Linked DNA regions of Homo sapiens: all the other regions are linked to region 1. Evidence: chromatin loops called from intact Hi-C (ENCODE). Cell type or tissue: dorsolateral prefrontal cortex. All regions are shown on one strand.

The links. Peaks named below come from ENCODE experiments on the same cell type or tissue, not always from the same donor. Only the 100,000 strongest peaks of a DNase experiment are listed, where the experiment ranks them.
Region 2: a loop joins it to region 1, with 1.0 times the contacts of the local background. A loop is called at or near these places in 72 of 110 quality-filtered maps.
Region 3: it touches region 1 in a loop (7-fold over the local background); 6 of 110 quality-filtered maps call a loop at or near these places.

The regions. Positions count from the first base shown.
Region 1 is chr17:20,118,294-20,126,293 of GRCh38, forward strand. The region is part of intron 3 of SPECC1 (sperm antigen with calponin homology and coiled-coil domains 1); the gene reads left to right. Among named protein-coding and RNA genes, the nearest start is that of SPECC1, 110 kb to the left of the region's middle. RefSeq lists a silencer at 4,651-4,876. In dorsolateral prefrontal cortex, CTCF peaks have their summits at 3,519 (motif pointing right) and 3,720; DNase peaks (open chromatin) are centred at 2,758, 3,518, 4,101, 7,650 and 2 weaker places; H3K4me3 peaks cover 1,622 bases; H3K27ac peaks cover 5,588 bases.
Region 2 is chr17:20,317,422-20,325,421 of GRCh38, forward strand. It overlaps SPECC1 (sperm antigen with calponin homology and coiled-coil domains 1), which reads left to right. Exons shown (of 15, transcript NM_001243439.2): 15 at 1-1,605. It also overlaps the pseudogene CCDC144CP and the pseudogene RNU6-467P. Among named protein-coding and RNA genes, the nearest start is that of FAM106B, 96 kb to the right of the region's middle. In dorsolateral prefrontal cortex, CTCF peaks have their summits at 3,528 (motif pointing left) and 3,750; a DNase peak (open chromatin) is centred at 3,590; H3K4me3 peaks cover 591 bases; H3K27ac peaks cover 1,653 bases.
Region 3 is chr17:20,185,342-20,193,341 of GRCh38, forward strand. All of the region lies in intron 3 of SPECC1 (sperm antigen with calponin homology and coiled-coil domains 1), which reads left to right. Among named protein-coding and RNA genes, the nearest start is that of SPECC1, 180 kb to the left of the region's middle. RefSeq lists a silencer at 3,955-4,249. In dorsolateral prefrontal cortex, no CTCF peak of the experiment used is centred here; a DNase peak (open chromatin) is centred at 4,170; H3K4me3 peaks cover 1,643 bases; H3K27ac peaks cover 8,000 bases.

The sequences.
Region 1 (8,000 bases):
ACCAAGCATTTCTATTATTTAGCACTTAACGGTTACTGATATTCTTGGAAAAGGATGCCAACATGTATGAGCAAGTTCAGTTGCATGATTATTTATAATAGTATAATATGGGAAACAACCTAAGTATGTATTCATACAGGGCTGGTTGAACAATGTGATTTTGGTGCAGTAGAATAGTATACAGGCATGAAAATGAATACAGTAGATTTGTGTGTACTGATAGGGAAAGATTTCCAATATACATTACTAAGTGGGGAAAATAATATGGTGCATATGGTATAACCTTAATTTGGTTTTGGTTTTAGAAGTATATATTAATTATTAAAATCAACTTTTTTTTCCTGGAAGGATGTCAGAATGATTATCTTTGAGGAGAGTTAGCAGAATTGATAGTGGCAGAGGAAAATTTTTTCATTTTAGATTTTCCTGTGCTGTTTGAACATTTTAAACATATGCATACATTGCTATACAAAATTAAAAACAAGGTAAATACAACATAAATTTAGACAATATAAATATAAACTAAACTTTTTTTTGCCTTCACAAAATCCTTCCTCTTCTACTTGCCTTTTGTAGTGTTCTTTAGCCATTTGTTGGTGGATTTTTTTTTATTGTTTGCTTATAGCATCTGCTCCTTTGCACAGGATTCTAGGAAAAGACCTTGGTTTCATATTGGCTCCTAAAGTAGACAAGTTCCCATGCCCCAAGGGGCATTGGCATCCTTTATTTGTCAAAGGAAGGAAATAACTACATATCTACTATACAGTGATGTTGGGAAAAAGGTCTGTGAATAATTTATATAGACTGTAATGAAAAGTAAGTGACAGTTATTATTCTCCTAGTTATACAAATTGTTTGTCAGTTACTTCATTTAAGTGAAATTAAATTATTTGAGTTAATAGGGTTGAATTTGAAAATTACATTTTGTTTCTGAAGCTTTTATTTTTTTAAATTTATTTTATTTTTTGAGACGGAGTTTCGCTCTTGTTGCCCAGGCTGGAGTGCCATGGCGCTCCACAACCTCCGCCTCCTGAGTTCAAGTGATTCTCCTGCCTCAGCCTCCTGAGTAGCTGGGATTACAGGCTTGCGCCACCACGCCCAGCTAATGTTGTACTTTTAGTTGAGATCGGGTTTCTCCATGTTGGTCAGGCTGGTCTTGAACTCCCAACCTCAGGTGATCCACCTGCCTCAGCCTCCCAAAGTGCTGGGATTACAGGCGTGAGCCACCACACCCAGCCAAGAGCTTTTATTTTTAAATGTCAGTAGTCCTCAACATTTTTGTAGCACCTTTGGACAGCTGATACTTTTGTACATTGTCATGCTGTCCCCAGACTGCCTCATTTGGAATAGGTGAATACCAGTCTATTAGGACAGACCATTAGGAGCAGTGGTATGCAGTGCCTGTCTGTTGCAGGTGTTATCACCTCTACAGTTGTATAGTATTGTTTCGGTAATCATTTCAATATTTGATTGCATTTTGTCTATTTTACATGCGTGAAAACGAGGAAAATGAAAGTGCTGGTTGGGATTACAGCAACTAGTTGTACAGGCTGAACATCCCAAATCCAAAAATTCAAAATCCCAAATGCTTCAAAATCTGAAATGTTTTGAGCACTGACATGATGCTCAAAGGAAATGCTCACTGGGGCATTTTGGATTTTGGATTTTTGGATTAGAGATGCTGAACTGGTAAGTATAATGCAAATATTCCAAAATAAAAAATCAGAAATCCAGAACACTTATGGTCCTGAGCATTTTGGATAAGGGATACTCACCCTGTAGTAATAAGCTTGGGTTTTAAAATCTCAGTACTGCCGGGTGGGGTGGCTTATGCCTGTAATCCCAGCACTCTGGGAGGCCGAGGCAGGCGGATCACCTGAGATATTTGGAGACCAGCCTGGCCAACATGGCGAAACCCCTTCTTTACTAAAAATAGAAAAAAATTAGCCAAGTGTTGTGGCGGGTGCCTGTAATCCCAGCTACTTGGGAGGCTGAGGCAGAAGAATCTCTTGAACCTGGGAGGTGGAGGCTGCAGTGAGCCGAGATTGTGCCACTGCACTCGAGCCTGGGCAACACAGTGAGACTCAGTCTCAAAAAAAAAATACAGTTGATACAAAGATGGAAATTATTTAGTGTGTTAGAAATTAGATGTTCACTGGACTTAAACCAATTTTCTATAGGCTCAGCTGTGAAGGAAAAGAATAAAATTAAAGGAAATTGGGGGACTTCTGGCAATATATAGTTGATTTCCTTTCAGAGGAAATTTCTTTTCACAGGAAATCAACTATATATTAGACTTGTAGGGGGCAGAATTCTTTTTATGCCATGCAAGACTTAGTTTTTGTACTTTTGACTTGGGGACAAGTTTTCTACGATGCATAGCATGGTATTATCTATATTTTATTTCAATTGTATTAATTTTGAGAAAGATTTTTGTCATGAAATTTTAATACAGTGTTGTGATTTTGAACTTACAAGAATTAAATCTATAGTCAGCCTATATTTTATTGCACCCTTTCCTGGGAGCTGATCTGTCCTCAGGGAGAATCCCTGAAATCTACTCCAGGAGAAATCATGTAATCTTTTGGTCGTAATAATTATATTATTGTCTCAGCCTTGCCTAGGGCGCCAACTTGCCATCTGTCATGGGTGGTATTGGAACTGCTTGAATGGGGAGGCATGAGCTTCCTCATTCTTTTCAAGACTATTTCCAGTTTCTGGTTTCCAGGCCTTATGCTGTTCTCTGGGGCTATGCCAAAGTTTGCTCCAACAATAGCAAGAACACAGCAAAAATCACAAAAGGGGCTTCTATTTTTGAGCCCTGCCACCTGCCTGCACTGTGCCGGCTTCTCTGAGCTGCTGTCTCTATTCATGCTCACAATAGCCATAGGAAGAGCATGGTTATTTTATCTAGACCAGGAACCTTGGCTTTGGAAAGGTCAAACCAGTTTTACTTTTTCTCTCCCGTGCCCACCACAGGTTTCCATATGGAACATCCACTTTTTCTAATTGGTTTTATTTCATTAATATTATTCACTTATCTGAATTCCAAAAAAGAATTCTGAATTCTTTTTTTTGTTGTTGTTGTTTTTTCTATAGACGGAGTTTTGCTCTGTTGTCCAGGCTGGAGTGCAGTGGTGCAATCATAGCTCATTGCAGCCTCCAACTTCTGGGCTCAAGCAATCCTCCTGCCCCAGCTCTCGAGTAGCTGGGACTACAGGTGCACACCACCGGGGTCTCGCCATGTTGCCCAGGCTGGTCTTGAACTCCTGGGCTCCTCCTGCCTTGGCCTCCCAAAGTGCTGGGATTACAGACATGAGCCACTGCGCCTGGCCTGGATTCCAGTTCTTATTATTCTTTTTCTCCCTGAGGTGTCCTTTGTGTGTATCTCATGTTACACAGTGGTGTGGCTTTTAGAGAATGAGGAGGTTCCTTGTGTGCAGGGTCCTCCCTGCCTGCCCCAGGGTCAAGTGAAAGGTTGTGGAACCCCCAGAAGGCTGTCAAGGAATCCAGCCACTAGGTGGCAGCCTTGTCAAAAGCACCCACCTTCTCCTCTGCTACAAGTTCTGGTTCTGACAAATGTTTCTGACTTTAGAAACAATGCTTGTATTTATTGATTAATTCAACAAATATCTTTGAGTGGCTACCATGTGCCTGGCACTGTTCTAGGCAAAAGGACTATATGAGTGAGCAGGACAAACATCCCTGCCTTCATAAAGGTACATGAGCAAGACGTGGGAGAGATGAGAAAGCCAGGTGAACAGCTGGAGTGGTGGACATTCCAGGCAGAGATGACGGCTGGCCCGTGTCCCCCACGTCAAGGGAGTGGCAGGAAGACCAGTGGGGCCGCAGCAGAGTGAACAAGCAGTTGGGGAGGAGGATAGAAAGATGGGGGAGCTTGCGAGTCACTGTCAGGACTTTGGATTTTTTACTCTTGACTCCACTGGGGAACTTTTGCAAGGTTTTGCACAGAGCAGTGATATGACCCAACCTCATTTTAAAAGGACTGCTTTGGGCTGCTTGTTGAGAGTGGACAGATGGGGTAAGCAGACCAGCTTGGAGGCTAGGGCTGTGGTCTAGGAAAGAAGTGACCTGGGCTGGGCTGGCAGCCATGGCACCGGGGAACAGCAGCTGCGTCTGGATATATTCTGAAGGGGAGAGCCAGCTGGCTCTCAACTTTCCTGGTTTTTGAATTGTGGAAAAATACACATAATCATTTTTAAGTGTACAGTTCAGCGGCATTAAGTTCATTCACATTGTTGTACAACCATCACCACCTTCCATTTCCAGAACTGTTTCATCTTCTCAAAGTGAAACTCTGTCCCCATTAAACACTCGCTTCCCATTCCCCTTCCCTCAGCTCCCGGCAAGCACCATTCTGTTCTTTGTCTCTGAATCTGACTGCTCTCAGTTCCTCATAGGAGTGGCATCACACAGTGTTTGTCCTTTTGCAACCGGCTTATTTCACTCAGCATAATATCCTCAAGGTACATCCACACTGTAGCATGTGTCAGAATTTCCTTCGTTTTTGAGGCTAAATAATATTTCCTTGTCTGGATATACCGTATCTTCTTTATCCATTCACCTGTTGAAGGACCCTTGGCCTATTTCTACCTTTTGGCTATTGTGAATAATGCTGCTCTGTACACAGGTGTACAGATATCTCCTTGAGACACTGCTTTGACTTTTTGAGGGTATATACCTGGAAGTGGGATTGCTGGATTCTCCTGATGGATTGTAAAGTTGGTGTAGGGTAAGATTTCTGCTCATGTTAGCAGTGGGATGAGTGAGATGAAATCTGATGGGCCTTCCCAAGGGATGAGGAGTGAACGTGGATCTCTTCTGGAGACAGCAGTCGGCTAGAAGGAGGTTCATGTAGCCACATTTAAAACATTTTTAAAACCACGAGACATGGAAGTGCCCATTTAGATGTTTCTTTATATAGCACACGTGGGATCCAAAGACATGTCACTATTTTAAACTGATATCAGTGTTTTCTAAAAGGCAAAATAAATGTGAAGGGCTAGTTTTACTGTGGCCAAACTCTGATGCTTGCAGAATCTCAGACATCTCAGATGGTGATCAGTAAGGGCAAGCAGTCGTGATTGGCTCACTGCCAAGAAACTGTCAGTGTCCTCGCTGATACCTGGACCCCTGCATGCTCCCAGTTACCTGCATCACAACCAGGTAATGCCTGAGGCTCCAACCTGAGACACCTGTCCTCTCTGACATGAGGAGGGAATAACTCTGTCCTCTCTGACATGAGGAGGGGAACTCGTCTAACATGGAAGGTAAGTATTCTTATCCCCATCTGACATGTGAAGAAGCGAAAGCTCCAGGATAGGTAGTGTTCCCAAATTCAAACCCAGGTCCGACTCCAGAGTTCTTTTTTCTGCTACTCTGTTTGTCTCAGGTAGGGAGACTTGTTTTCTTCCCTCATCATCTTTACCTGTTGTAGAATTACTATTACCGGTGACTAGCATTCTTTGCTCACTATGTGCTAACCACTGTTCTCAGTGTGCGATGAATATGGTCTCCTTTAGTCTTTACTACAGCCCTATGAAATAGTATCCTTATTATCATTCCCATTTTATAGATCAGGAGACTGAGGCATAAAGAGATTAAGCAGACTGTCCAAGTCCATGGGATATAAATATTGGTACCAGGACTTGCAGATTAGGAAACAGGGGCTGAAAGAAAACCATGGATGGGTTGGCTTGCTGGGGTGAGAGTGGAGGAAGGGGATGTTGGAAGTTTTGGAGTTGAGAGGCCGGAAGGTGGGTGGGTCAGTTTCTTGGATGCCACAGAAGGAGGAGGGCCATGAGCCAGGGATGTCAGGGAATGGGGAGAATGGGGTGGGGATGTGTAGATGGCAACAGGGAGGGGAAGAGGATGCCAGGTCCTGCTGTGTGAACTGCAGAAATGGAAGGTGTCTGTTTACAGTGGGGAGGGGAACAGACGGGGGGAAGCAACAGTCATAGGTATGAGGTACAGCGAGACCTTCAGTTTGGGAAATGTGAGAAAATGAACAGACTGGCCTTGGGAAGGCAGTGGTGGGATTCATCCAGCTGTGGAAGTGAGGGGACATTCAGAGAGCTCAGCCTATGGGAAATGTTGATTTCACTGTGAGTTCTGAAGGGCCCTGAAGAAGTGTTGGGGACTCAAGGGAGGGGCCTGGGGCAGGTGGGGCTGAATCGCTTTGGAGATGAGAACCTGGAAAATCACAGAATGCCAGGAATGAGTTTGTTCTTGTTTTCATAATTTTAGAGAGGTCATTTATCAATGAGTATATTTTGTGATAAAAAAAATTTCAGATTCGGTATAGATGCTCCTCCACTTACTTCATCGGTTACTTCCAGATAAACTCATCATAAGCTGCAAATATGCTAAGTTGAAAACACATTTAATGCACTTAACCTTCCGAACATCATAGCTGAGCCCAGCCTGCTTTAAACAGGCTCAGAACACTCATATGAGCCTACATTTGGGCAAAATCATCTAACACAGAGCCTATTTTATAATAAAGTGTTGAATATCTTACATAATTTATTGTATTAGATTGGTGCAAAAAAGTAATTGTGATTTTTGCCATTTTAAAAATTGCAGGCCAGGCGCGGTGGCTCATGCCTGTAATCCCAGCACTTTGGGAGGCCGAGGTGGGCGGATCACGAGGTCAGGAGATGGAGACCATCCTGACTAACACGGTAAAACCCCGTCTCTACTAAAAATACAAAAAATCAGCCAGGCATGGTGGTGGGCGCCTGTAGTTCCAGCTACTCGGGAGGCTGAGGCAGGAGAATGGCGTGAACCCGGGAGGCGGAGCTTGCAGTGAGCCGAGATCGCGCCACTGCACTCCAGCCTGGGCGACAGAGCGAGACTCCATCTCAAAAAACAAAAACAAAAACAAAACAAAACAAAAAAATTGCAGTTACTTTTCCATCAACCTAATTTACTGGAAGTGAAAAGCAGAATGGTTGTCTGGGCACTTGAAGTACAGCTTCTACTGAATGCGCGTCATGTTTGCATCACCTTAAGGTCAAAAAGGGTAAGTCACACCATCATAAGTTCGGAACTGTCTGTATTTTCATTTTCTTCTATTTTATTCTACATTTAATTCATTTTCACATTGTGGTAGGAGATCTACCCTCTGAACACATTTTTAAGCATGTAATTCAGGGGCAATGCTGCATAGCAGGTCCCTCAAGCTTACGCATCTGTACCCACTGAACGACTCCCTGTCGCACTGTCTGCAGCCCTTGGCAGCCACCACTCAACTTTCTGTTTCTGTGAGTTTGACTGTTTGAGATTCTGCATCCAAGTGAGATCATACAGTATCCTTTTGGGACTGGCTTATTTCCCTTAGCATAGTATCCTTCAGGTTCATCCACAATGGGACATGTGTCAGAGTTTCCTTCCTTTTAAAGGCTGAATAATATTCGATCGTCTGGATAGCCACACTTTGTTTATCCATCATACATGGATGGACCAGACTGGCTTTCAGCTTCTGGTGGTGTCTGAGGTAAACCCAGTTGTGAGGATGTTATGAACTCTGCACTAGTTAAGGTGCTGAATTCTAAGCTTGAGGACACACATGGTGGTGTCGTGGCCCTGCGTTTCCCGGGAGTACATGATTTAGTCAGGGCTTTGGAGTGGGGCCAAGGGTTTTCTGTGACTTTCTCTGTTGGCACAAGGTGCAGTGCTGGTTTGGGGATGGCAGCTCTCCTGGGTCCTCCCTGGGTGCCTGTGGTATAGACAGTGGGGAGCTCTCCCTGCACCTCCCCGAAGAATACTGACATCTTTGCCAACTCTTTCCATCCAGGTCCTGGCTGTCTCTCCAGTTCTCCATGTCCTCTCTTCCTTTTATTTGGGCTCTTCCCCTGAAGTTTGCTATTTCCTTTCTCCCTCCTTCCCTGCTCTCCTCTCCTCCTTTCCTTTTTGTTGAGTTTATACCTTTGTTTATGCCTTCCCTCCCTTCCTCTCTTCTTCTCTCCCTTCATTCC
Region 2 (8,000 bases), 200 kb after region 1:
GGCATATTTTTGTATTTTTAGTAGAAACAGTTTCACCATGTTGGCCAGGCTGGTCTTGAACTCCTGACCTCAAGTGATAAGCCTGCCTCAACCTCCCAAAGTGCTGGGACTACAGGGGTAAGCCACCGCGCCTGGCCCAAAATTTTGTTTTTTAATTAGCTGGGTACAATGATAGGCACCTGTAATCTCAGCTGCTTGGGAGGCTGAGGTGGGAGCATCACTTGAGCCCAGGAGTTTGAGGCTGCAGTAAGCTGTGTTTGTGCCACTGCACTCTGGCCTGGGCCAAAGAGCAAGACCCTGTCACACACACACACAAAAAAAAGAAATACAGGTGGTGTTTTGGGGAAGGGAAGGTTCTGCTGGGGTCCTGGAACTGTGACTGATGGCCTCAGGAGTCCAGGAATAGGCCTTCTAGCACAGCAGCTAGTAGGGCTCCCCCAAGCCATCCGCTGGCGTGTGGAGGTGCAGGACCTGGGGGAGGCAGTCCCCAACCCAGCTAGGCCAAGGGGTAGGGTTTTTAGGTCTGTTTTTAACAGAGCTCAGAGCACCAGGTGAAGGTGGAAAGTTGGCAGGAAAACAAGGTCAGCATCTTATTTTTTCTATACTCAGCAGAGTGTGCCATTCCCAGTTTCTGTCCTGAGGATTTCAAAGACCACAACAGCCACATTTCTTTCCATCTTCCCTCAGCCAGTAGTCATTTAAAATTCTTCAGTTGTTCTGAAGATCCTTTTTTTAATGTATCATTTTTACATGAAAGACAGCTGCAAAATGCAAGCCCCAGTAGAGTTGGAGAGTTTTTCAAGGTGAGAAGTCGCTGTTCTCTGCATTGAACATGGATTGAATTTTCCTTGTCTGATGGTAACCCATGGCCCCCGCCCTGCGGGGATAACATTCTCAGGAGCTTCTCTTGTCCTAGCCCCTTCTCATTTCAAAAATATTAGTCTTTTATTTTCCTTTTTCATTCAGTTTTTGTTTTACAGCTTTTGTAGAGACCAACCCAAGTAGATGCAGGTGGGTGTTAGATAAAAACACACATCCCCAGGGGACAAGCCATCCAGCGGTGAGGAATCTCTGCCATGTTCTCTTCCCTGCTGCCCACAAACGTTACGGAGACTCCCTTAGCCTCCCCCTCCTCTTCCCCACTGAGGGGCAGCTTGTGGAGATGGAGGACTCGGGCCCATAGATGCAGACCCCCTACCAAATCTAGCAATAGTTCTCACCCTTCCAAAGCTCGAGTGCCATTTTGAGATGACCTACCAATGACATGCAGTAAAGGACATAACCTCACAGCCTTTTTAGAAGCATTTCGAATATCTACAGTTGCCTCAATTCACGGGGCATTTCACTCCTCTGATCCAGGTTAGAATTTTGCTAAATCTGTAGCATCCTGAATAGCACACTAATTTTTTTTTTTAGCACACTAACTTTAACTACATTAGTTGAGTGTAGTTGATACATCTGTGGCCTCGTGTCTATAAAGAGCACACTAGATTGTACCCAGCACTTTTGGATATGACATGCTAATTAGATGTATTTAACTATTCATAGGAAAGTGTATGATAAATGACTGTAATATTTCTAATAAATATATTTTGTTTCTAATTATTTTTTTCTCACTGACATTTATCAATATTTTTTCAAAGTGCCACCCTTAAACTGAGTCTGTTTTCAGACCAGCATCTTCATGCATATATCCTTGTCGGGTCACAGTCTCCACTGCAGCTGCTCTTGCGGGTGGTGCTGGAATTTTCCACAGAGGACTGGGCTCCTGCTGGTTCCTCCGCTGCCCGTGTGCAGCTTTCTTGCTCAGGCCACAGGCTTACGTGAAGATCACCCTTCAAGGCCTACCCAGGACACTGCTGAGCTGTGCAGATGTGCACACGATATGTGCAATGTGTGACTAAATGCCAACTGAGACCCCAGAAACCACTCGCAGGGGGAATTATGCCAAGATTGAGGAGGCAGGGTGAAGATACTTTTTTTCTTTTTCTGGTTTTTTTTTTTTTTTGAGATGGAGTCTAGCCCTGTCGCCAGGCTGGAGTACAGTGGCACGATCTTGACTCACTGCAACCTCCGCCTCCCGGGTTCAAGCGATTCTTTTGTCTCAGCCTCCCGAGTAGCTGGGACTACAGGCACGTGCCACCACGCCCAACTAATTTTTGTATTTTTAGTAGAGAACAAGGGGTCACCATGTTAGCCAGGATGGTCTTGATCTCTTGACCTCATGATCTACCCGCCTCTGCCTCCCAAAGTGCTGGGATTACAGGTGGGAGCCACTGCGCCCGGCCACAGATATTTTGTAAATGATTGCTTCCTTACCCCTTCCTAGTTCATGTTTTCTTAAACATAGTTACATTTCTTCTTTGCTATACTAAAAATCCCTAATTTTAGTTGGTCAGAGAGAGGGATTTGAGACTGAGCTCCCATCTCCTCGGCTGCAGCATCTGATTAAAGCCTTCTTCCTTTGCAATACTCATCTCAGTGGTTGGCTTTCTGTGGGTGAGCAGCGCAGGATCTAGGCTGAAGCCCTGAGGCTTCAGTGACAAAATCTGTTTTTCATAATGCGATCTGTCTTAATTGTCCTCAAGAATTAGTATTTGAGTGCTCTCTAGATTCTTCTTTGTCACCCTTCCTTCCTTCCTTCCTTCCTTTCTTCCTTCTTTTCTTCTCTTTCCTTCGTTCTCTCCTGCCTTCTTTCTTTTTTTGAGACGGAGTCTTGCTCTGTCGCCCAGGCTGGAGTTTGGTGGCACGATATCAGCTCACTGCAACATCCACCTCCCGGGTTCAAGCGATTCTCCTGTCTCAGCCTCTGGAGTAGCTGGGACTACAGGCGCGCACCACCACGCCCAACTAATTTTTGTATTTTTAGTAGAGACAGGGTTTCACCATGTTGGCCAGGCTGGCCTCAAACTCCTGACCTCAAGTGATCTGCCCGCCTCAACCTCCCAAAGTGCTGGGATTACAGGTGTGAGCCACCGCGCCCGGCCGTCACTTTTCTTCAATCTCACTGGTGCTCGCGGGCTGAAGGGTCAGGACGGACTAGAGGCGAGCAATCCCGGTGGCACCAGGCATTCCCCGACCTGCCCGGGTCGCCAGCTGCACGGACCCTGGGCAGATGCGCGCAGCGGCTGCGGCACAGGGCGGGGAGCGGCTGCTCGGCCCCATCCTAAGGCAGCAGAATGCCCAGAGCTGGTCCCTGGCTCCAGGCGCAGGCCGAGTAGCAGCTGGGCGGGCAGCGGCGTCGGGCAGGCCCTTCCAGCCGGGCTGACAGGCCGCTCTGACCCAGCCATCAGACTCCGCTTGCGTCCTGGCAGCGCGGACCCTAGGGCAACTTCGCTGCAGTGGCCAAGCCGGGGGCGGAACTGGCCCATACCCCTGAACCGAGCAAGCCTAGGAGCAGGTGCGCCGGCGGCGCTGTGAAGCGGCACTCATGACAGGCAGGCTGGGCGCCGCCACCCCGAAACCTCCGAGGGAGGACCAGCCAGCCCAGGTTGGCGCTGGAGCTGCAGCGCCACCTGCAGGCCAAGAAGTCTTTTTCTGGGAGGCTGGAGCTGCAGCGCCACCTGCAGGCCAAGGAGTCTTTTTCTGGGAGGCTGGAGCTGCAGCGCGACGTGCAGGCCAAGGAGTCTTTTTCTGGGAGGCTGGAGCTGCAGTTGCAGTGAAGTCACAGGTTCCGTGACGTCACAGGTGGGCAGGCGCACTAGTCTGTAACGGATTGGCTTGGCCTTACCCGCGAGGCTTTGCAGTGGCTGCTTGGCTTGGCAGTGGTCGCTTGGCTTGGCGTGGCAGTGATCGCTTGGCTTGGCATTTCTGGCTTAGCGGTCCTCCTTTCGCAGATTGGAAACCGCGGGCTATCCTGCTGGGAGGTTGTGGCCGAGGCAGTAGCTCGCTACTGATGGTCTCCTGGGGTGGAGAAAAGCGGGGAGGGGCTGAGGGGTCTCCGAAGCCGGCAGTCTACGCCACGAGGAAAACCGGTAGCGTCAGGAGCCAGGAGGACCAGTGGTACTTGGGCTACCCGGGGGACCAGTGGTCCTCGGGCTTCTCCTACAGCTGGTGGAAAAACAGCGTCGGCAGCGAGAGCAAGCACGGTGAGGGCGCCTTAGACCAGCCCCAGCACGATGTCCGCCTGGAAGATCTTGGCGAGCTCCACAGAGCTGCCCGGTCGGGCGACGTCCCTGGGGTGGAGCACGTCTTGGTTCCTGGAGACACTGGCGTGGACAAGAGGGATAGGAAGAAGAGGTAATGGCCAGGCGAAGGATGCGGGCGCGCCGTCCTGTCGGGGACACTGGCTTTCTGGTGCCCGCAGGCCCCACGGCACCCGGGATGGGGAAACGTCAGAGGGGTCAGGGGCCCAGGCCTCTTAGTGAGACGGGATCAAATATAAAGGATTATTACTATTGCAAAAGTGTTGGTCTACTTTACAGGAGTTTTCTTTAAAAATATTGCACTTCCCAACTGTGTTTATCCATTTTCTCAATTTATTCATCAAACATAAGGGCCGGGCGCGGTGGCTCACGCCTGTAATACCAGCACTTTGGGAGGCCGAGGCGGGCGGATCACGAGGTCAGGAGATCGAGACCACGGTGAAACCCCGTCTCTACTAAAAATACAAAAAATTAGCCGGGCGCAGTGGCGGGCGCCTGTAGTCCCAGCTACTCGGGAGGCTGAGGCAGGAGAATGGCGTGAACCCAGAAGGCGGAGCTTGCAGTGAGCGGAGATCGCGCCACAGCACTCCCGCCTGGGCGACAGAACGAGACTCCGTCTCAAAAAAAAAAAAAAAAAAACATAAACTGAATACCTATTATACAGCAGACATATTCTACTGTCGCTCAGGTTCCTTCCATCCTTAAGAACTTCATGTTGGCCGGGCTCGGTGGCTCATGCCTGTAATCCCAGCACTTTGGGAGGCCGAGGAGGGCAGATCACGAGGTCAGAAGTTCGAGACCAGCCTGACCGACATGGTGAAACCCCGCATGTTATGCTTTTGTCTCAGCCTAGACTTAGCTAAAACCTTCATGACAAATTATCCTTTAGGCCCTCGGGGTTCAGTTCAAATAATGTTGCAGAAAGAGATGAGTTTCCTTTTCTCATTGCTACCAGATCTGTATGCTGAGGACCCTTTTCTTAGATCGTGGAATGTCCCATATTATCCTTTCCCAGATTTGTGGCAGGAAGCCATCACCAGAATTCTGAGTCTCAAGCATGTTAGTTGGATTTAACAGAGCTAAGTCTCATCCATGACTCATGAATATCCATGTATAAAATGAGAGCTTTGGCAGGGTGCAGTGGCTCATGCCTGTAATCCCAGCAATTTGGGAGGCTAAGGTGGGCGGATCACGAGGTCAGGTGATTGAGAGCATCCTGGCTAACACGGTGAAACCCCGTCACTACTAAAAAATACAAAAAAAAATAGCCGGGCGTGGTGGTGGGTGCCTGTAGTCCCAGCTACTCAGGAGGCTAAGGCAGGAGAATGGCATGAACCCGGGAGGCGGAGCTTGCAGTGAGCCGAGATCGCGCCACTGCACTCCAGCCTGGGTGACAGAGCGAGACTCAGTCTAAAACAAACAAACAAACAAAACTTGCTTCAGCAGCAAACATATACTAAAATTGGAACAAAATGGAGAGAAATTAGCATGGCCCCTGCCTGCATAAGGATGATGCACAGATTTTTGAAGTGGTCCATATTTTGCGCAGTCACTAGAAGTTCATTTGACTATTTGCTGACTAGTTCCAAAGACAGTGTGAGTCAAAGCAAACTGGGTATCACCTAATATTAAAATTGTGATTTTTCACTACAAAAATATGCAGTAAGGTGATCAATGGAGCTGAGTAACACGTGGGATGTTGTGTGCAAATATATTGTCAGTATGTATCTCAGAAATGAGAGAATGTCAACTTGCATGTCTTTCATGGAACTGAAAAAAAAAAGTAGAATTTTGTTTTCCATGTCAGTTGGAGATGAACATGGGGATTGAGCATCCTTCTAACAAAGATCTGCCGATTCAGAGTTTGAGTCTGTATGGAACAGTAGTCCAAGCTAGGTCTTGACATCTATTAGCTTTCTCCCCTTGGCGTGATTGATGAGCTCAGTAATAGTGGACAGTGTTGCTATCTAGTTTGATGAAATAATATATTTATAAGTAAATTTAGTTACAAACTATGAACTAGCTGTGATGCCCCAAATTATAAGCCACAAAGAATAGAACTAATAAAACTAGAACTTAATAACAGTTTTGGAAAACTGCAACATTTGAATATTAGAACCTCTGGAAAAAATACACATTGGGTTTTATTTGTGATTCCAAAACCATTTCCGCAATAAAGCTCAAGAACAAATTATTTCATTGCTTCACTGTTTCTCTGAGCATTTACAAAACGTTTTCTTGTTAAATCTTTAACAACCTAGTGAAATAAGGCAGTAAAATCCGTGCTTTTTAGAAGAATACATTGAGCCTAAGAGAAGCAACTTGTCAGAGAATAAATAGCTGCTGGTAATAGAGCTAGGATGCTTTCCATTATGCCAAGCTAATGTGAGTTAATTTACTGAACTATACTCCCTTCAATTCATGAGTACTTCATCTTTTTTTCTTCTTCAGAAGCTTAAAGAGAAGTTGGTAGAACTCACAAATTGAAGTATATGGGATAATTAAAGTTCTGATATTAACTCTGATATTGTTTGAAATACTCTAAAAATTTAATATATTTGGTATTTTTCATTTGTTTTAAAATAGTAATTTCATTTATTACATTTTTATCCATAGCATTCAGCAACTAGTTCCTGAATATAAGGAAAAACAGACACCTGAAAGTCTTCCTCAAAATAACAATCCAGGTAAGACTTCTGATAGTGAATTATTTTTGGTGGTCCTACCATAGGTAAAAAAGAAGTAAGAGTCAGGAAGTTTTGATCATGAAAGAGCAGTTTTAAAAAATCTTTATTTCTTTGTTGATAGGTTAGATTTCTTGGTAGGTTAGATGTCACAATTATTTAAAAAGTTAATTATAGGTCATTTATTTTTTCAAACAATCTGGTCTGAAAAAAAATTAATTATAGTCCCTAAAATCCTATGTGATATTTTTGTATAAATAAGAAAAAGATTTTTTTTTTTTTTTGAGACAGAGTCTCGCTGTTGCCCAGGCTGGAGTGCAGTGGCACGATCTCGGCTCACTGCAGGCTCCACCCCCTGGGGTTCATGCCATTCTCTTGCCTCAGCCTGCAGAGTAGCTGGGACTACAGGCGCCCGCCACCCCGCCTGGCTAATTTTTTGTATTTTTAGTAGAGACGGGGTTTCACCATGTTAGCCAGGATGGTCTCGATCTCCTGACCTCGTGATCCATCTGCCTCGACCTCCCAAAGTGCTGGGATTACAGGCGTGAGCCACCGCGCCCGGCCAAGAAAAAGATATTTTTGAGTTAGTAAGTTGTATGTTTTCTTTATAGTCACATTATAATGAATTAGACTTATTATGAAATTGGAACTTCTATTTAATTTTTAAAATAAATGACTTATGTTTAGTAAATGAATATCAATCACAATTGACCCTTAACAATGTGGAATTTAGGGATGCTTGATTCCCTCTGCAGTCAAACATCTGTGTATAACTTTTGACTCCCCCAAGAACGTAACTACTAATAGCTAACTGTTGACCAGCAGCCTTATTGATAACATAAATAGTCAATTAAGATATGTTTGGTATGGTATATGTATTAATATGCTGTATTCTTACAATAAAGGAAGCTAGGAAAATAAACTGTTAAGAAAATCATAAGGCAGAAAAAATACGCTTACTGTTCATTAAATGCAAGTGGATCATTATATAACTCTTCATCATAGTCTTCAAGTTGAGCAGGCTAAGGAGAAGGAGGAAGAGGAAGATTGGTCTTCGCTGTCTCAGGTGGTAGAAGTGGGAGAAAATCTGCTCATAAGTAGACCCCTGCAGTTCAAATCCGTGTTGTTCAAAGGCTAACTATATTACATAGTGATTTGTGTCACTAAAAGA
Region 3 (8,000 bases), 67 kb after region 1:
AAAAGGCTGTGCAGGCCCCTCTTGTTTGCGGGGGCACTTGTGCTTGGAGCCGTGAGCCGTTCTGTAATAAGTCCAACCACTGTGAGGCTACCATGCTGGGGAGACTACCACATGGTGCTCCAGCCCACAGTCCGTGGAGCTGTCATCTCAGCCAGGGTTTCGGATGGCAGGAGCCACCTCCTAGTGTCTATGTAAGAATGGCCTAGCCAAGCTCTTCCCAAATTCCTGACCGGCAAAATGATCAGAAAATAAAACGGTTGTGTTAAGTGATGAGGTTATGGGGAAATTTGCTCTGAAACAGTGGTGGCAGGAATGTAAGGGTTAGTAAACAGCAGCGACTCTGTGATGAAGGAATTCATTCATTCATGTTGGAAAGACCTTTGCAGAGCCAACCTCCACTACTCCTTGCACCCAGATTGATGGTCCCATGAACCAGAAGCATTTGTCTAGTGATAATCACAGGAGTCTTCAAGTGTGGTGTCCTGTTTTGTATTTTTATTTATTTATTTTTTTTGAGGCAGAGTCTCTCTGTGTTGCCCAGGCTGGAGTGCAATGGCACGATCTTGGCTCACTGCAACCTCTGCCTCCCAGGTTCAAGCTATTCTTCTGCCTCAGCCTCCTGAGTAGCTAGGACTACAGGCGTGTGCCACCACACCCAGCTAATTTTGGTATTTTTAGTAGAGGCGGGGTTTCACCATGTTGGTCAGGCTGGTCTCGAACTCCTGACCTCAGGTGATCCACCCTCCTCGGCCTCCCAAAGTGCTGGGATTGCAGGCATGAGCCACTGCACCCAGCTTGTGTTTTGTATTTTTTATTTCACGTTGCATTTTAACTACAGACACATCTTGGTGATGTTGTGAATTCAGTTTCAGACCACCACAATAAAATGAATTACATGAGGTTTTTGGTTTCCTGGTGCATACAAAAATTATGTTTACACTATATTGTAGTCTGTTAAGTGTGCAATAGCATTACATCTTAAAAAAAGCAATGTACATGCCTTAATTTAAAAAATATTGCTAAAAAATGCTAACGAAGTAAGCCCATTCTGTTGGAGAAATGACACTGATAGACTTGCTCGATGCAGGGTTGCCACAAGCCTTCAATTTGTAAGAAATGTATTATCTGCAAAGCACAAAAAAGCAAAGCTCAATAAAGCAAGTGCTTGTATTGTGTCTCATGTATACTAAAAGTATGCCAAATGGTTTACGTGATTTTTGTATGTATGTATCTGCTTATGAGACAGGGTCTCACTCCCATCGCTCAGGCTGAAGTGCAGTGGTACAATCACAGCTTACTGCAGCCTTGACTTCCCAGGCTCAGGTGATCCTCCCACCTCAGCCTCTCCTGAGTAGCTAGAGCTGCAGGCAGACACCACCACACCTGGGTTTTTTTTGTATTTTCAGTAGAGATGGGTGTCTCACTATGTTGCCCAGGCTGGTTTCAAACTCCTGGGCTCAAGCAGTGCTCCTGCCTTGGCTTCCCAAAGTGCTGGGATTATAGATCATAGGTGTGAGCCACTGAGCCTGGCCAATTTTTGTTTTTAATTGTTGCCTGATGTCCCCTGCTGGGTCCTGAAGTCTTTTGGGTTGGTTTGTTTTCAACTGGCACACTACACCAGTTCTATGTGCTGTATTAATTATACAGGTTTGAGTATCCCTTATCTGAAATGCTTGGGACCAGATGTGTTTTGAACTTTGGATTTTTTTTTTGTATTTTGGAATACTTGCATTATACTTAGCAATTGAGCATCCCTAATCTGGAAATCTGAAATACTCCAATGAGTGTTTCCTTTTATGGTCATGTCAGCACTCAGAATGTTTAGGGTTTTGTATTTTTTTCTGAATTAGGGATGCTCAACCCGTACCAGTATACTACACCAGGGAACTGACTCGGCATTGGTCAGACCACATTTTGAACACTTTTTGGTTGACTTCCCAGCATTTAACCCCGTCTTCTCCCAGGAATTCTCTTTAGCTAATTCCCACTTTAAAGTGAGTCAGCATATCACCCTGGTCTCAGTGAGTCAAGGATGGCAGAGACTCAATCAGAATGAGTGTTGAGTAGATGTTTTTTGGGGTGCCTGGGAGAGAGTCCCCGCTCTTTGCTGGATTTGATGGTGTGCAGATGTGAGCCCTGGAGCTGCCAGTACCATCACATAGCCATGAGGGCAGGCAGCTTATTGATGAAGGTGACCTGTGGAGGAAGGGAGGAGCAGAAGATGGAGAGAAATTGACCCTGAGAGAACATCTTTCAGTTGAGCCAGACCTGAAGTTGGACTTGATCCTAGACTTTCAGTTATGGGAGTCAAAACCTCTTTTTATTGTTGTAAGCTTGAGTTGGGTTTTCTCTTGCAACCAAGAGATTTTTAACTCACAGAAACCCACATCTGCAGTGTTTCTGAGATTCTGGGTAATATTTCAGAGGGACCTTGGTAAATCAGAAGCTCTCTAGGCAGTTTATCCAATGAATGGACCCCGGGACCTATGAGGCCTGGTGGGAAGAATTAGGAATGTTTTGAGTGAAGATTTAGAAGACCAATGGGGAAACAAAGCTGCCTGCAGACATTCAGATGTCACGTGGAAGAGGCAATAAATTTGTTCTTTGTGGTTCCAGAGTGTTTCAGAACTGGAATCGGTGTGTGCCATGTTAATGAAGATATAGAATTCAGCCTCATATAAGGAAGGATTGTCCAACTATTTGAGCTGCTCAACAGTGGAAGGGGCTGTCTAGTGGTGGGTTTCCTTTTACTGAAAATATTCAATGGTAACTGGAACATGAGACTTTAGTAGATGGCAACAGAAGTTGGATGCTATTGATGCCACTTTGAATGAAAAATTAGGTTATATGATTTCTGTTTCTTCCAGTTCTGAAATAACGTGATTTTGTATTTCCTTAGGTATCAAAAGACATCCTTTTTTTTTTTTCTTTTTTTGGGACAGAGTCTCACTTTGTCACCCAGGCTGGAGTGCAGTGGTGTGATCTCGGCTCACTGCAGCCTCTGCCTCCTGGATTCAAGTGATTCTCCTGTCTAAGCCTCCGGAGTGGCTGGGATACAGGTGCGCACCACCACGCCTGGCTAATTTTTGTATTTTTAGTAGAGACGGGGTTTCACCATGTTGGCTAGGCTGATCTCGAATTCCTGACCTCAGGTGATATTCCTGACCTCAGGTGATCTGCCTGCCTTGGCCTCCCAAAGTGCTGAGATTACAGGCGTGAGCCACCGTGCCCGGCTTGTATTAGAAGATATACTTATGATGTGACCGTTGGGCAAATTATGAAGTCTCTCAGACTTTGTTTCTTTATCTGTAAAATAACAATAATAATACTTTTATGAACTGAGTTTTGTGTGCCTCAAGTTAATGTATGTGAAAGTGCTTACAAAACCAAAGTGCTACACAAAGGTAAAGTGCTGTTATCCTTCCTACATAGTAAACTCCGATTCAAAGGATACGGACGATTCCTTAAATTTCTTTGTGTGTTTTGACCCATGGGTGCTTTGAAAAAACAACTCCCACCCCCAAAGTGATATTAATAGAAATAAACAGGATTTTGCGTGCCCAGTCCATCTAATTATCTAATTTCTCCAGTTACAAATTCAGGTGAATTTATTATGTTTTCCTGGTAGAACTTGGAAGTTTCTCAGTGATCTCTGTGAGGTATAACTGAGGTACACCTGAGCCATAACTGTAGGAAGTCAGGGCCTGATTATGATCTAGACTAGACTAGGTGGTTCTCACTTGCATCGAGCCTCCGTAACCTGGAGGTTAGCTTTTCCCATCTGTCCTGAAAGTAAGGCTGCACGTGAATATGGCAGATCTTTTAGTTCACTAAAGCCTGCACCCTCAGCTCCTCCTTATTCTCAGTGTTTGGTGCCTGGAGACTGTGGGCTTTATTTTCCCACAGTGCTGCTGGGAGATTTCTGTTCAGAGGTGCCAAGCTCTCTAGTTAGGCAATGAGGATTTCATTTGGCCTACACAATGGGCAAGGAAGCTAAGGCGCAGTATGCAGAGAGAATTCTGGGACGAAGCGCTCCTCCAGCCACTTCAGTTTCAATGGAAATTTGATGTCCCTGCCTGCTTTGCACTTTTCAAATGGCCTGTCAGGAGTTGCCCTCCCAGAGCTGCTTGGCATTCTGGCTTCTCCTGGAGATGACTAATGGCAGCTGGTTGTGTGGGCCGCCTGCTAGAAGCTAGTCAGACCATACCATTATCTCTCCTCAGAAACACTGAGGCTTTGTCTGCTGCCCTATCTCCCCTGCATCCTGACACAGAGCGGTCACTGTGTCCTCTCCAGGCCTGAGCCCCTTCTTAGTGTTAGGGGGCTTTTGTTCAGAAGCTTTATTGTCCCCCTCTTTCTGGAGTGCTGTTCATAGTGGCCGTGGTACAGCATGAGTATTTGGGAAACAGGAGGAGTAGATTTACAAGCATTTTGAATTCTAATCCAATTTGCTGAGCAAGTGGAGTGTGAGGAAAATTAATTTTGCATTCTTCCCAAAAAAAGTAAAATGGAGATGAGATAGAAAATGTTTATCCCTTTACAAAAATCATCTTTACACATTGACACTGCTGTTTGCTTTTAACAAAGGAAGTAAAATGGGTGAGTAATTTGGTTCATTTGCATGAGTGTAGGACTCTTTTGTGTTTTTTTCCCTCCATTTGATTTGCAAAGACAATTTCTATTGACTTTTAGTACAAGTTAGGTATGAATCTCTAGAAAGCACACCACTGAGACGACCCAAAAGACAGTCCAGCTGTGGAAAAAACTACTTTTCTGTCATAGTCAAGGTGGGGCCCCAAGATTTGATAACAGACTTAGTTCCTTATGGCTGTGCATCTGCTTGCTGAATTGCCTCAAACTTCTGTTATCTCATTTGTTCTAAGTCCAAAGGATCAGTGCTGCCTATAAAGCTGACGGATTGCTAATTGCCTGTTTCCACACTGTACTCATAAACATTCATATTTCTTTTTCCTAATTTTCATTATCAAAGTAGTATATACAGGGGTTAAAATAATGAACCAGGACAAGGAGCTTATTATGAAAAGCAAGACTGCTGCTGCCCTGCTGCCCTACCCCTTCCCATTTCTTGTCCCTCTTCTCAAAGGTAAACACTTTATTATGCTTTTACTGCCTTCTAAAAAAATAAACACTCTTTTTTAAAGAGCAGTTTTAGGCACAGCAAAATTGAGTGAAAAGTACAAGTTTTCCTATAGTGTACTCCTGTTCCCAAACACACTCAGCCTCCTCATTATCAACATCTTCCAATCAGTGAACCCACACCGATGTAACATTGCTCAGAGTCCGTGGTTTACATTGAGGTTCACTCTTGGCATTGTGCATTCTGTAGGTTTGGATAAATGTATAATGCCATGTATCCAAGTTTTTTGTAGAGACAGGGCCTTGCTGTCTTGCCCAGGCTGGTCTGGAACTCCTGGCCTCAAGCAATTCTCCCACCTTGCCTCCCTCCCTTGGGGGTGGGGGATGAATGGGCAGGCACAGTAGCTCACCTGTGCCTGGCTCTACTTATTCATTCCTCCCTCCCCCCAACCCCTGGCAACCATTGATCTTTTTGCTTTAGCAAGCAAAAGGACCATAGTTTTACAAAACTACGGTCTCTGTAGTTTTGTCTTTTGCAGAATGTCATAGTTGGAATCATACTGTGTGTAGCTTTTTCAGACTGCTTCTTTAACTTAGTAAATGCTTCAGTTAAGGTTCCTCCATGTCTTTTCATGGCTTAATAGTTATTTCATTTTAAGGGGTGGATGATACTAATAGTCCATTATCTGGGTGTACCACAGTTGGTTGCTTCCAAGTTTTGGCAGTTATGAGTAAAGCTGCTGTAAAGATCCATGTGCAGGTTTTTGTGTGGACATATGTTTTTGACTCATTTGGCTAAATACCAAGGAGTGCTATTGCTGGATCATAGAGAACAAGTATGTTTACTTTTCTAGGAAACCACCAAACTGTCTTCCAACGTGGCTGAATTATTTTGCGTTCCTACCAGCAATGAGTCCCGGTTGCTCCACATCCTCACCAGTATTTGGTGTTCTTATTGTTTTGGATTGTAGCCATTCTAATAGTTGTGTAGTGATATCTCACTTTTGTGTTAATTTGAAATTGCCTACGGATGTATGATGTGGAGCAGCTTTTTTTTTTTTTTTTTTTAATTATACTTTAAGTTCTGGGGTACATGTGCAGAATGTGCAGGTTTGTTACATAGGTATGCACATACCATGATGGTTTGTTGCACCCATCATCAACCTGTCATCTACATTAGGTATTTCTCCTAATGCTATCCCTTCCCTAGCCCCCCCACCCACTGACAAGCCCTGGTGTGTGATGTTCCCCTCCCTGTGTCCATGTGTTCTCATTGTTCAGCTCCTACTTATGAGAAAGAACATGCGATGTTTGGTTTTCTGTATATACCCCTTAATGGGATTGCTGGGTCAAATGGTATTTCTAGTTCTAGATCCATGAGGAATTGCCACACTGTCTGATGTAGAGCAGCTTTTCATAGCTCATTTTCCATCTGTATTTCTTCTTCGGTGAGTTGTCTATTCAGGTGTTTTTCCATTTTTAGTCAGGTGTTTCGTTTTCCATTTTTTTCTTTATTGAGACAGTGTCTCACTCTGTTGTGCAGGCTGGAGTGCAGTGGTGCAATTATGACTTACTGCAGCCTTCACCTCCTGGGCTCAAGTGATCCTTCTTCTTCAGTCTCCTGAGTAGCTGGGACTACAAGTGTAAGCCACCATGCCCAGCTAATTTTTGATTTTTTTGATGAGACGAGTCTCACTATGCAGGGAGACCCCTTGAGACAGGGGTCTCAAGGCTGCCCAGACTGGTCTTGAACCCCTGGACACAGGTGATCCTCCCGCCCTGGCCTCCCAAAGTGTGCTGTGCTGGGATTACAGGTGTGAGCCATTACACCGAGCCCTCATTATCTTACTGTTGAGTTTTGAGCATTCTTTGTATATTTTGGATAACAGTCCTTTATCGGATATGTCTTTTGCACATATTTTCTCCCAGCCTGTGGCTTGTGTTCTCATTCTTTTGATGTTGCTATTTTTTTCCCCAATTTTGTTGATTCCTCTTATGATAGATGAGGATTTAACACATGGCCCTGCAACCCTCTCCTAGTGTCATAATATCACTGTTTTTAGTTTCTTTCTTGGTTATTGCTTTTAGTAATGTATTTCATCTTTATTTCTTGTCTTGTCAACTGTATATAGTATCTTTGACACCCTGTTTGTAAGGTGAGGGTGGATATTATTGCTGCCATCCTTTTTGCCCACTCTCTCTGCTTTCTCTTCTACCTCCCAGTTTCTTTCATCTGTACTTTACCTTTTTCACTAGCAAGGATGACAGTATTCATATGTTCTAGAAAATAGTCTTGCATGTTCTGTGTGTAGTATGGATATTATTGTGACTACATATATATTGTGCCCTGCAGAGTGAAGTTATGTGCTGTGATTTTGTTATCTGTCTTATACAGCTTATTTTTATGAAGTTTCTTGTTTTGTGACTATTTTTGTTACAGGAAAGGGGGCCCGATCCAGACCTTAAGAGAGGATTCTTGGATCTCGCACAAGAATGAATTCAGGGCAAGTCCACAGTGCAAAGTGAAAGCAAGTTTAGTAAGAAAGTAAAGGAATAAAAGAATGGCTACTCCATAGAGCAGCCCTGAGGGCTGCTGGTTGCCCATTTTTATGGTTATTTTTTAATGATATGCTAAACAAGGGGTGGATTATTCATGCCTCCCCTTTTTAGACCATATAGGGTAATTTCCTGAAGTTGCTATGACATTTGTAAACTGTCATGGCGCTGGCAGGAGTGTAGTAGTGAGGACGACCAGAGGTCACTCTTGTGGCCATCTTGGTTTTGGTAGGATTTAGCCAGCTTCTTTACTGCAGCCTGTTATATCAGCAAGGTCTTTATGACCTGTATCTTGTGCCAACCTGTTATCTCATCCTGTGACTTAGAATGCCTTAACTGGGAATACA